Regions from separate parts of the Mus musculus genome. Here region 1 is linked to region 2. A link is a contact called in ENCODE Hi-C data. All regions are on one chromosome and are shown on one strand. Each heading gives the region's core, a stretch centred on a gene start or an enhancer-like site at or near the end of the contact. The rest is flanking DNA. Distances are from core to core; before and after follow the strand shown.

The links. A loop is a pair of places that touch in the nucleus more often than their neighbours do.
Region 1: a loop to region 2 is called in a map of heart, with 11 times the contacts of the local background. The contact joins the promoter of Zfp354c here to the promoter of Zfp354a in region 2. A Hi-C loop is called at or near these places in 11 of 37 maps with a recorded cell type or tissue (adrenal gland, gastrocnemius, heart and 1 more).

The regions. Positions count from the first base shown.
Region 1 is chr11:50,824,180-50,829,690 of GRCm38, reverse strand. Zfp354c (zinc finger protein 354C) reads left to right here and starts at 1,960. Exons shown (of 5, transcript NM_013922.4): 1 at 1,960-2,112; 2 at 3,181-3,265. The coding sequence starts at 3,233. It also overlaps a transcript of Zfp879 not described here.
Region 2 is chr11:51,056,029-51,061,447 of GRCm38, reverse strand. Zfp354a (zinc finger protein 354A) reads right to left here and starts at 2,223. Exons shown (of 5, transcript NM_009329.4): 1 at 2,046-2,223; 2 at 1,294-1,376; 3 at 462-588; 4 at 1-45. The coding sequence starts at 1,326.

The sequences.
Region 1 (5,511 bases), core at 711-3,210, 230 kb after region 2:
ATCGGCTCTACCCCAGGAGCCTGCACAGCTGCTTTTGAGCACTTTGACAATGAGCTAGCACATGGAGATATCTTCCAGCTCAGGCCAAGCCTGAATTCTCCATGCTCCTGCAACGAAAGAACGTGACATCTCCAGCAACAGGAACTCTCATTTAGTTCTGGAAACAAACAAAAACAACAACAAAACCAGAAACAATTGCTTTTGTAGGGTAAGAGGGCCTCTATGGCCAGTGATACTGATAGAGGCAACACATACCTGAAACTGGGATTTTTTTTTCACTCAACAGACTGTGGCTTCTGAGAGAGCCTCGGTTTAGCAATGAAGGGCTATTTAAACACCTTCACTGCTGAGTTTTTGTTGTTCTTTAGGCTGACTTCCCAGATCAGAAATATAAACTTGAGAGAGTTAAGGTTATGTTTTTCTTTTAAACAAACAAACAAAACAAAACAACGAAACCCTAGAGGTTAGAGGTAGGCAGGATCTCTGAAGGTCCATTGCTGTCCCAACCAAATGGAAATTGATTTTAGGATTCAGCAGCTAGCTGGATTTAAAAAAAAAAAATCAAAAGGCATTCAATCAATTACTTTTATTTTTTAATCCTCCTGCTTTCTGAAGCCATCCTGGGATGCACATCAAGGCCCATGTCACATTGTTTTCTGTGTATTGTATACAGTAAAAATAAACTACAATGTGTTTAGCAAATTGTATCTTATATCTTGGGTATCCTAGGTTTGGGGCTAATATCCACTTATCAGTGAGTACATATTGTGTGAGTTCCTTTATGAATGTGTTACCTCACTCAGGATGATGCCCTCCAGGTCCATCCATTTGGCTAGGAATTTCATAAATTCATTCTTTTTAATAGCTGAGTAGTACTCCATTGTGTAGATGTACCACATTTTCTGTATCCATTCCTCTGTTGAGGGGCATCTGGGTTCTTTCCAGCTTCTGGCTATTATAAATAAGGCTGCTATGAACATAGTGGAGCATGTGTCCTTCTTACCAGTTGGGGCGTGGACACTATGCCCCCCCTTAGAATTGGGAACAAAACACCCATGGAAGGAGTTACAAAGACAAAGTTTGGAGCTGAGATGAAAGGATGGACCATGTAGAGACTGCCATATCCAGGGATCCACCCCATAATCAGCATCCAAACGCTGACACCATTGCATATACTAGCAAGATTTTATCGAAAGGACCCAGATGTAGCTGTCTCTTGTGAGACTATGCCGGGGCCTAGCAAACACAGAAGTGGATGCTCACAGTCAGATAATGGATGGATCACAGGGCTCCCAATGGAGGAGCTAGAGAAAGTACCCAAGGAGCTAAAGGGATCTGCAACCCTATATGTGGAACAACATTATGAACTAACCAGTACCCCGGAGCTCTTGACTCTAGCTGCATATGTATCAAAAGATGGCCTAGTTGGCCATCACTGGAAAGAGAGGCCCATTGGACACGCAAACTTTATATGCCCCAGTACGGGGGAACGCCAGGGCCAAAAAGGGGGAGTGGGTGGGTAGGGGAGTGGGGGTGGGTGGGTATGGGGGACTTTTGGTATAGCATTGGAAATGTAAATGAGCTAAATACCTAATAAAAAATGTAAAAAAAATAAACTACAATGATTAGTGATGTGGGCTAGGGTTCTCCTAGAGTTTTGTTTTGTTTTACTTTTTTTGGTTTTAGTCTCGCTATGTAGTCCTGGCTGTCCACATGTAGTCAGTCAGGCTGGCCTGGTACCTATGGGTACCTCGCTCCTAAACCCTAAATTCCACTTTTGTCCTGTCACATCACTTCACCCTCCTAGCAAACAAGTCTGAGGGACTGACTGAGAGAGCAGGGACAGGCTTGCTGGATTTGCAGTGCAACACGACCCGACTCAGCTTTCAGAACGCGCCTGGCCCCGGTGCCTTCTGGGAGGTGTAGTCAGAAAAGACCTCAGGCATGCCGGGAGTAGTAGTTCTCTGGGGCTTCTCCCGGTGGCGGGGCTGCTCGCGGCGTTTTGGGGGGCTCCTGGTGGAGGTGATCCTGACTGTGCTAGGAGAGAGCGTCTGGGGCCGACATCCTCGAGACTGCTCGTGCTGAGAGTGGTGGGAGCGAGCGCCGGCGTCCGTGAGTGGGGTGAAGAGGGGCGACCGGGGCGTAGCGGGCGGTGGGCTTCCCGGCGAGCCCGGCGCGGCCTGGCGACTGCTCTGCGGCCTCAGGCTCGGGGATCTTTCTGCGGGTTTGGCCCTCCACGAAGCGTGGCTGGGACCAAACTGCGGATCCAGAGGCCTGTGCATCTTCTGTAGCATCTTAGCTATGCAGATCATAAAATCAACAGCCGATACCTAGCAGTCTAATCTAACTTAATGAATTAGCGCATCTAATAGCAAGTTACAGGCCCCTTGGCCCTTCATTGTGCCTATGGTGCAGAAGAAGAAACCAAGGCACATTGTGGCCCGAGAGTTCTCTGAGTCTTGATCGGAGCCTTAGACTGAAAGCAGAATTTCCTTCCCATTTGTGATGCTTGCTGTCTTGTCACTTTGGGCAGGCTGTGAACCTCCTGGCTGTCCACCTCAGCCACGTCGACAGCACAGCCCCACCTCTGCTGCACAGAGGACTGGTTCCAGGAATTCCCAAACAGCCAACACTTAAGTTCTTGCGGTAGACAGACACAGCATTTGCAGAGAGCTTGGACACATTATCCTTTGTACTTTAAATCAGTCCTGCCCAACCTTTTGACATTGCCACGAATCTTGTACAAGGTGCTAAAGGGTCTGTAGGTGGGTGTGGAGGGATCAGTGTAAGAAAGAAGAAGAGTGATTAATATACAGAAGGGATGTAGTTTTGGCAGGTTGGCTTTGTCAGTGTTCCTGTCATTTGGTACCATTATGGGTGGGTTTTAAAACTTAATTTATTTTCATGTGTGTATGTTTGTGTCTGTTTGTGTGTCTGTGCCCATGAGCACACAGTACCTAAGGAAGCCAGAGAGGATGTTGGATCCCCTGTAGTTACAAGTAGCTGTGGATAGCCCAATGTGGGTGCTGATAATCAAACTTCTTTGCGAACAAGGGAAGTGCTTTTAATCACACAGCCACTTCTCCAGACCCCTTTGTGGGTGGCTTTACCCTCCTGGCTCCAAGCCTTCCCTTTGTACCAGAATTCCTTACTACACCTTTTTTTTTTTTTTCTTCCCAGGCATATTTGGTCAGCACTCGGCTCTCCTTTGGCAGAAAAACTAAGAAGGGAAATGGCTGTGGATTTGCTGGCTGCCCGAGGCACAGTAAGTGAAGCTTGTCTTTGCATAAATTGCTTTCTGACTCAGATGTGGATGTGTTTCCATTTTCTGCCCCTGCCAATTTTTTCCCTTGCAAAATTAGCATTTAACAGGGGTATGCAAACTCCAGTTTGAAGCTGACCTGCAAAGAAAAGATACAAAAGCCTCCCTCCTCACACTTATCAAAGGATTCTGCCAGGCCCAGCACAGATGATAGCCACCACCTCATAAGACCTCCCAGGTGCTTTCTTTTTTTATACAGGGAGTCCTTCAGATGGAGTGCCTACCCCATTGTGTTAGCCAAAGACAGAGCTGTGAAGGTCTCCCTACCATTGGATCTCTCCTCTGGCTCAATCCCAGAATTCTCTCTTCTCCCTCATGTCCCATTTCCTAATTTCCTGCCTAAACCAAAGGCTTATTTATTATTTATTTTTTAAATTATTTCTATTTTTTATTTTATGTTATTTATTATATTATATTTTATTTATTATTATTATTATTTATTATCAACAGGTACCACATCCATACAGACATAAAACATAATTTAAAATATCTTCTGTGGCCTTCAGTTGCCAGGGAAATTTGGCCCTTTCTTTTGGGTTCTTAACTTCATTAATAAAAGAACCTAGACATGTACTCAGAAGCTTGAAGAAAATGTTATTAGAGGCTGAGAAAAATAACAGTTCAGGCAAGCAGTAAGTCTTGGCAGCTGCCAGGAGGAGTGAGATAGGAACAAGAAAGGCAGGTTCAGCAACGGAGATCAGCAGGCTCCTGATGGGCAAACTGTACATGTTAGGCCTGGTTCTTCCTCCCAGACCCATGCTCTCAGAAGTAAGACTGAGACTCAAAATATAGTTACACATACCTTGGCCATGTAGCTAGGCTCTGCTCTGAATAGATCATAACTAAAATAACCCAATTATTTTAACCTACGTTCTGCCACCTGGCTGGTTACCTGTGCTCAGGTACCATGTGTCTGTCTCCTCACATCTTTCCAAGTGGATCTCTCACCTGGCACTGTCCCAGAACTCTCTCCTCCCAGATGTTACACTTCCTATGTCCTGCCTAAGCCATAAGCCGTCAGATTTATTATTGACAGGTACTACATCCCACAGCAGACAGTTGTGTGGTGGGGGAAGTAGCTTTTGAGAATGGGTGAGAAACCCCAGAATGCCAAGGAAACCATGTTTAGGATTTTGGCCAAAAAGAAAAAAAGATAAATAAAAAGAAAAGTTACAGTTTTTGGAATAACTGAAAGTTGGGCAAGCTCCAAGGTGGCACTGCCCAAAGGCTTCTGGGAAGGCCGAGCACATTATTTCATTAAGGGATAATCACTCCTCCTTGTCTTTAGCCTGTCTTCAAGTGAACCAGAGTTTGGCGGTGAGAAGGTGGATAGAGGCAAACTCTGGCCAGGTGATTGACAGGCCCAGCTTAATTACCTCTTTAATTCTTTTGGAAAAACAATTATTTTTTTTATGTGTATGGATGTTTTGCCTGCATGTATGTCTGTGCACCATGTTGCCAGTTGCCCGTGAAGGCCAGAAGAGTTTGCCATATTCCCCTGGAACTGGAGTTATATATGGTTGTGAGACACTGTAGGTGCTGCGAATTGAAACTGGATCCTCTGAAAGAGCAGCCAGTGCTCTTTACCACTGAACCATCTCCCCAGCTCCTGGATTAACTTTTAAGGGAAGGACACAGTAGTTTGTAAAGTTCAGGCTGGCTTAGACTTGTCCCAGGGCTAGAAGTGGAGCGTGCATTCTCTTCACCAGAAGAAGGAATCTATTAATGAGCCTTAGTAAGGCCAGAGTATTCCCCCTTTTTCGTTGGATAGTTTAAATCCTGAGGAGGGGCAGAGTTGATGTTTGCCTTTGTAGTTTTACCAGAGGGATGGGAGGTGGGGCTTAAAGCCAGCGGAGCAGGATGGTTCTCTTGTTGTGTCAGGAACAGTTTGTGAACCCCAAAAGACCACCAAGGAGCCGTTTCCAGTGTAATAACATTAGGGTCTCTTTATTACAAGCTTGGGCTTGGACTATCCTCCCACCCAACTCTGACACAGCAGGACAGGAAGGGAAGGCAGAGCAGACTCGAACCCTCAGTGGGACAAGGTTTTATAGGAAATGGAAGTAAGTGAGGGAGGGTTTATCCTGACAAGTATATAACAGAATGTCCATTGTAAGCCGACAGGTGGGTGATCCGAAGCAAGACCGTATACATTCATGAACAGTGTGAAAGTACATCTGAAACAATCA
Region 2 (5,419 bases), core at 974-3,473:
CTTGCTGCAGCAGGGAGATCACTTTTGGTTTGGTAAACGGGAATCCTGCTTGTAGACAAGATGAGCTCAGTAACCAGAAGCCTCAAATGTTTCCCTCACAAGGCCCTTTGCAGAAAAACACATAGCAAAGGAGATGGGCAAGAGGTTCCAGAGATGGAACAAAGCTCTCTGCTGAGAGATGAACCAAGCAAGCATGGAATGACTGCTGGTTGGGAAGATGCCCAGACTATGAACCTTTGCTTCATACCAAGGGAAGCGGTGCCCTCACTGCCACGCCCGCTCCACTGCACATGGGCAGTTCCAGGCCTGCTGTGCAAAGTGTGTGTCAATGCTTACTTATAAGGTCATATTTGTAAGGCCTGAAGGCAAAACTCTGCTAAGATTTCACAATGAAATCTCCATTTGGAAGAGAAGGCACGAGGTCTCGCTTGTGAGTCTCTGCCCACAGGGCACTCTCTTACCCAGCGAGGCCAGGTTGCTGTAGTTCTCCAGCATCACCTCACGGTACAGGCTTCTCTGAGAGGGAACCAGCTTCTTCCACTCATCCCGGGTAAAGAGCACGGCCACGTCTTCAAATGTCAACGACACCTGTGAGGGACAGACAACTCCATGGGAGAAGCCACCCTATAGCCTCAGGCTTTGACACACATGTGCAGATGTATATCCTCACACAGAGATACAGCCATCCAAACACGTGACCAAGTACATGAGAATACGCATATACACATGTATGCACACCACATCATACATACATACACGATAAGAAAAAAACTTTCATGGAAATTGTACAAGCAAAAGATAAAACCATAAAGTGGGAAAAACAACAACAACAACCAACCAACCAACCAACCACCACAGACTGGAGAAGGCTTGGTGAACAACATAAGGATTGTCAAGAAGAAAGAAGAAAAAAATAGAAAACCAATTTTGGTAAGGGCAGAGAATGAAACAGACAAGTGCGGGAGGCAGGACCAGAAAAAAAAGGAATTTTCTCAAGTACGTATGTGTATTCTGTCCCAGGTACCTGGCAAGTTACTTGTGGAATTTGTAGGCATACACCAGACTGGCACCAGGCAACAATAGCCTGTCTATCAAGAGATACATAAGACTGGAACTGTGAACATGGGGTGTGCTCCCCACAGAATCCACCACCCACGGAGGGAGGACCAACTGCTCCAAGGAGGGCATGGGCGATGAAACCCGGTGAAGGCTGAACTGCGTGGATAACTGTCAGAAGGAAAACCAAACAAAATCCGCTCCTTCTGCTACGAAATGAACCGGCAAGGTGCTTACCTGAGATGTCGCTTCCCATTGCTCAGGAGCCATCTTCTTTCTGAAGGTTCTTCTTCCAAAGATGGGTGAAGATGAGGGAGGATCTGAGGGTGGAAAGAAGAAAGGAGTAGTACCTGTTGCTCGGCACCTGTCAGAAGCAGCATCTCCGAAAGTGTCCCATCATCTGAGCCTGGCTCTTCTGCCTCAAGAGAGGGAACCAGGAGCTGGGGGTGGGCATCAGAGAATCGACAAGTCACCAGTCTTCTTGTCCGTGGATGTCCAGAAGCAAGATTCAGGCGACACTGTACTCCATAACCGAGGGGACTCACTGAGCTCCCATGTGAACACCCTTAGACTGTTCACCACATCTCAGCAGGCACTTTCCAGCCCCTTTGGGAAGGAAATTGAAGTCTGAATGCGGCCACAGTGGGGGCGCCTCCGGTTTTGCCCCCTCAGATTGACCACGGGCAGGGACGGTGTTCTTCCTTATAACACGTTGCCCACCCGACTGCACTGCTGCTGTCAGAGATCGATTTCCAGAATACCAGGGGAAAACTCCAGAAAGGGGACCAATAGTAGCCCAGGACAAGAGAGCTGCACGGAAAACACAGCCTGCGTGGTCACTGCCCGGGCGGTGGGGAGCAGGTCACTTGCAGTCCAGAGCCAAGGCCACTGGGAGCGCGCGTTCTGGGGAGGGGGACGCGCAGGAGGCCGCCGAGCCAAACCCAGCCCAGCCCCTGTCTGACGTCCGAACATATCGAGCCTTCACTCACCTTCCCTCCTCCGGCTCCCGCCGCGCCTCACATATGCTCTGAGCCGCCGCGGGTAAGGACTCTGCACGGGGACCTTGGCCCCTAGCCTCGAGCCGCGCCACAGACGCCCTAAGACCCGCGAAGGCTCACGGGGGGGTCAGATCTTGGGGTCCAGAGGGTGGTGGCCGCGGAGCCCTCTGGGAAATGTAGTCCACTTCGAGACACAGGGATTCTGGGATTTGAAGTTCCTCGGTTTGTCTGATGCACAGATTACTTGGAAGGTCAGAGTGGACACCGGGAATCAAACACCTGCTTGTTAGGTAAATAATAAAAGATGTTGCAGGTTAGTGGAAAGGAAGCTGGCACGAAGTACCCTTTAGAAGAGCTTTTTTTTTTTTTTTTTTTTTTTTTTTTTTATAAGGTATTAGTAGGGCTGGAGAGGTGCTCAGCGGTTTAAGAGTCCTTGCTGCTCTTGTTGAGGACCTAGGTTCAATCCCCACTACCCATATCAGTTGCTCACAATGGCCTGTAACTGCAGTGCCTGGGTTCCAATACCCCCTTCTGGCATCTCCGGGCAGCGGATGCATTCCATGCTCATACACACTCACTCATACACACAAGTAATAAATGTCCTTAAAATTCTTCTTTTCCCACAAATAACAACAGCGGGGAGGGGGGAAGTTATTAGAATCAGGCTGAAGGCAGCCACGATGGAGATCTGACGGGCAAAGCTTATCAAATATCCTTCAGCTCCCAAGGACAGGAATTCTGTATTCTTACAAGTTTGGGGAAGTTTGTGTTGACACATGGCCCAACTTGTGTGCCAGGAGTCAAAAGAAAAGGTAGGAAGGCAGTAGATGCAAGCTAAGTTATAACTCAAGGTTGTCTGGGGTGTCTGTTGGAGCTAGGGTGGCAGCTGAGAGAGGAAGAGAGAGATAACTTAGCTCTGTGAGCCTTGTCAATGTCACAGCACATTGCTTGTATCAACTCTCAGTCCAAAGAGGGAGAGACTACAGGAGTGTGTGGTCTGACTTTTCAGAGTACGCTGTACAGTCTGTGTTCTAACGGTCACGCACCAAGCCCTATTATGAGCCATTTGAAAAACTGAATAAAACAAATGTCATTATCCTGAAGTACTTTATTTTTTGTAAAAGGCAAGAACCAGACAACAAGCCACGAACATAATTAGATAGGGATCTAGAAGATACCTGTAATAAGACCAAAAACAAAACAAAAAAACAACAAAACAAAAAACAAAAAAGAAGAAAAGACAAACAACAAAAGAAGGGTAGGGCAAAGCAAGGGCAGCCTGGGCAGACAAGAATGAAGCACGGGGTTGAGGCAACAACTCAGGAGAGGCAGAATTGTAGCAGTTGTAGTTTTGTGGCTGTGACACTCACTTGAGAAGAATAACTTAAGGGTCTAAAATAAAGGGCCAGTTTGGGGCCGTGGTTGGCAGGTTAAAGTCCTCGCCTGACTGACTCCATTGACTGTCGGCTCAGAGCAAGGCAGCAGAATGTCACAGAAGGACAAGGAAGATGAAAGCCGTGGAGCTGAAGGCAGCCAGGAAGCAAAGAGCAGCTAACAGGAAGGGGTGGGGCCAAAATAGACCCTTCAAGGACATCCCTAGAAACCCATCTTCTCTAGCCAGGCCACACCCCCTACAGCTCCATAACACCCCAAAACTGGTTGAAAGACTGAGTCCATCAATGGGTTAAGTCATTGTGTATGTAACAGCCCTTATGATGGACTCCTCCGTGGATACGGCTTATCAACGCAACCAGATATGGGCTTTAGCAAGCTTTTGGGTACCCCTCAATCTAATGAAATTGACAATCCATAGCAATCAGGACAGAGACATTACAGGAAGAGCCAACAGATAATTGTTTTAGAATTTTTTATTTATGAGGACCCGGAAGAAGACTCAGTGGTGAATCGCTCCCTGCCAAGCCTGGTAACCTGAATTCAATTCTAGGAACTCACATAGTGAAAAGAGAGACTGACCTCACACATACACTGTGCCACATACATTCATATATGCACAATAAATACATGCAAAACATTTTATTTTAATTAATTTGGTGGTGGTACTGGAGAATGAACCTGAGCCTCTAGCAGGCTAGACAAGCATTCCACCCCTGAGCCACATCCCCACTCTGTAGAGAAAATCGCTTACGCGCATCATCTGTCAATAAAAAAGACTATGGCCAATGAGCTGAGGCAGGAAATAGGAGGTGGGACACTGGCAGGAAGAGACAGGATTCTGGGAAATAGTGGGAAAAAAATAAAAGGAGATGATGAGAGAGATGTGAAAAAGCAGCAGCTGAGCCTGAAGGACAGGTAACTAAGTGGTAGACAGAATAGTTTGAATGGGTTAAGTAAGCTACAAGCTAGTCAGAGAATGAGCCAAAGCTATGGCCTAACCAACTAATAATAAATAATTAGTCCCAGAGTTGTCATTCCTAGAGCAGGGGATAGAAGAAAAAAAACATTTTTTTTTTAAACACCAGCCCTCTTTTAACTTTTGAGACAGAGTTTCATCAAATTGGCTAGGCTAACATTGACCTCACTCTGCAAAAGCTGGCCTTGAACTTTGAATTCTTTTGCCTCAGACTCCTAGATAGCTGAAGTGGCAGACTCTCCCAGGCCAGGCTAGTAGGTATTGTCAGTCACACAAAAAAAATTATAAATACACCCAGCCCAGCCCCACTCCAGTTTCTTGGTGCCACAGAGCAGAAATTAGTAGTTAGGGTTTTGATTCTTTTATCAGCACTTAGAAGCCAAGCTTAACCTGTCACCATTCACATCTGCTTCAGTTACAACTGAAGCCACAATGTATTTGTTGCAGCTCAGTAACTTTCAAAGCTCTTATCTGAGGCTTATTTACTTCAAGGTATTCAAGTAAAGTTTTATTTCTAGTTGTTAATATTATCTTAAGGCTTTCTTTTTTATTCTGTCAACATCCTTGAAGTTTATCTTTGAAGATGGTTTTCTTCCGTTTCTTGAAACAGAATTACTGTGTCAAGGACTGCTAAACCCTAAGGTGTTTAGGGTTGGTCTGATGCTATGTATACAAATGCTAAATTCTGAACCCCAAGATCTTGCTACCCTCAGATGAGTGAATTCTCACATACACTGATCTTTGCTGTGTAAACCTTCCTCCCCAATTTTAAGCCATTGGTTACATAAAAATGCCTATAGCCAGTCACTGTGGAGAGTAGAGGTAGACAGGATTTCAGTTACCTGGTGGAGGTAGTGAGGAGGGACCACAAGGAGAGAGAGAGAGAGCTGGAAAGGAAAATAGAGAATGGGAGGAGAGAGATAAGGAGACCACCATTAGATGGGATGGACCATGAGCATGTGGCCAGAAGAAGTCTACCCTGAGGACAGGCTGA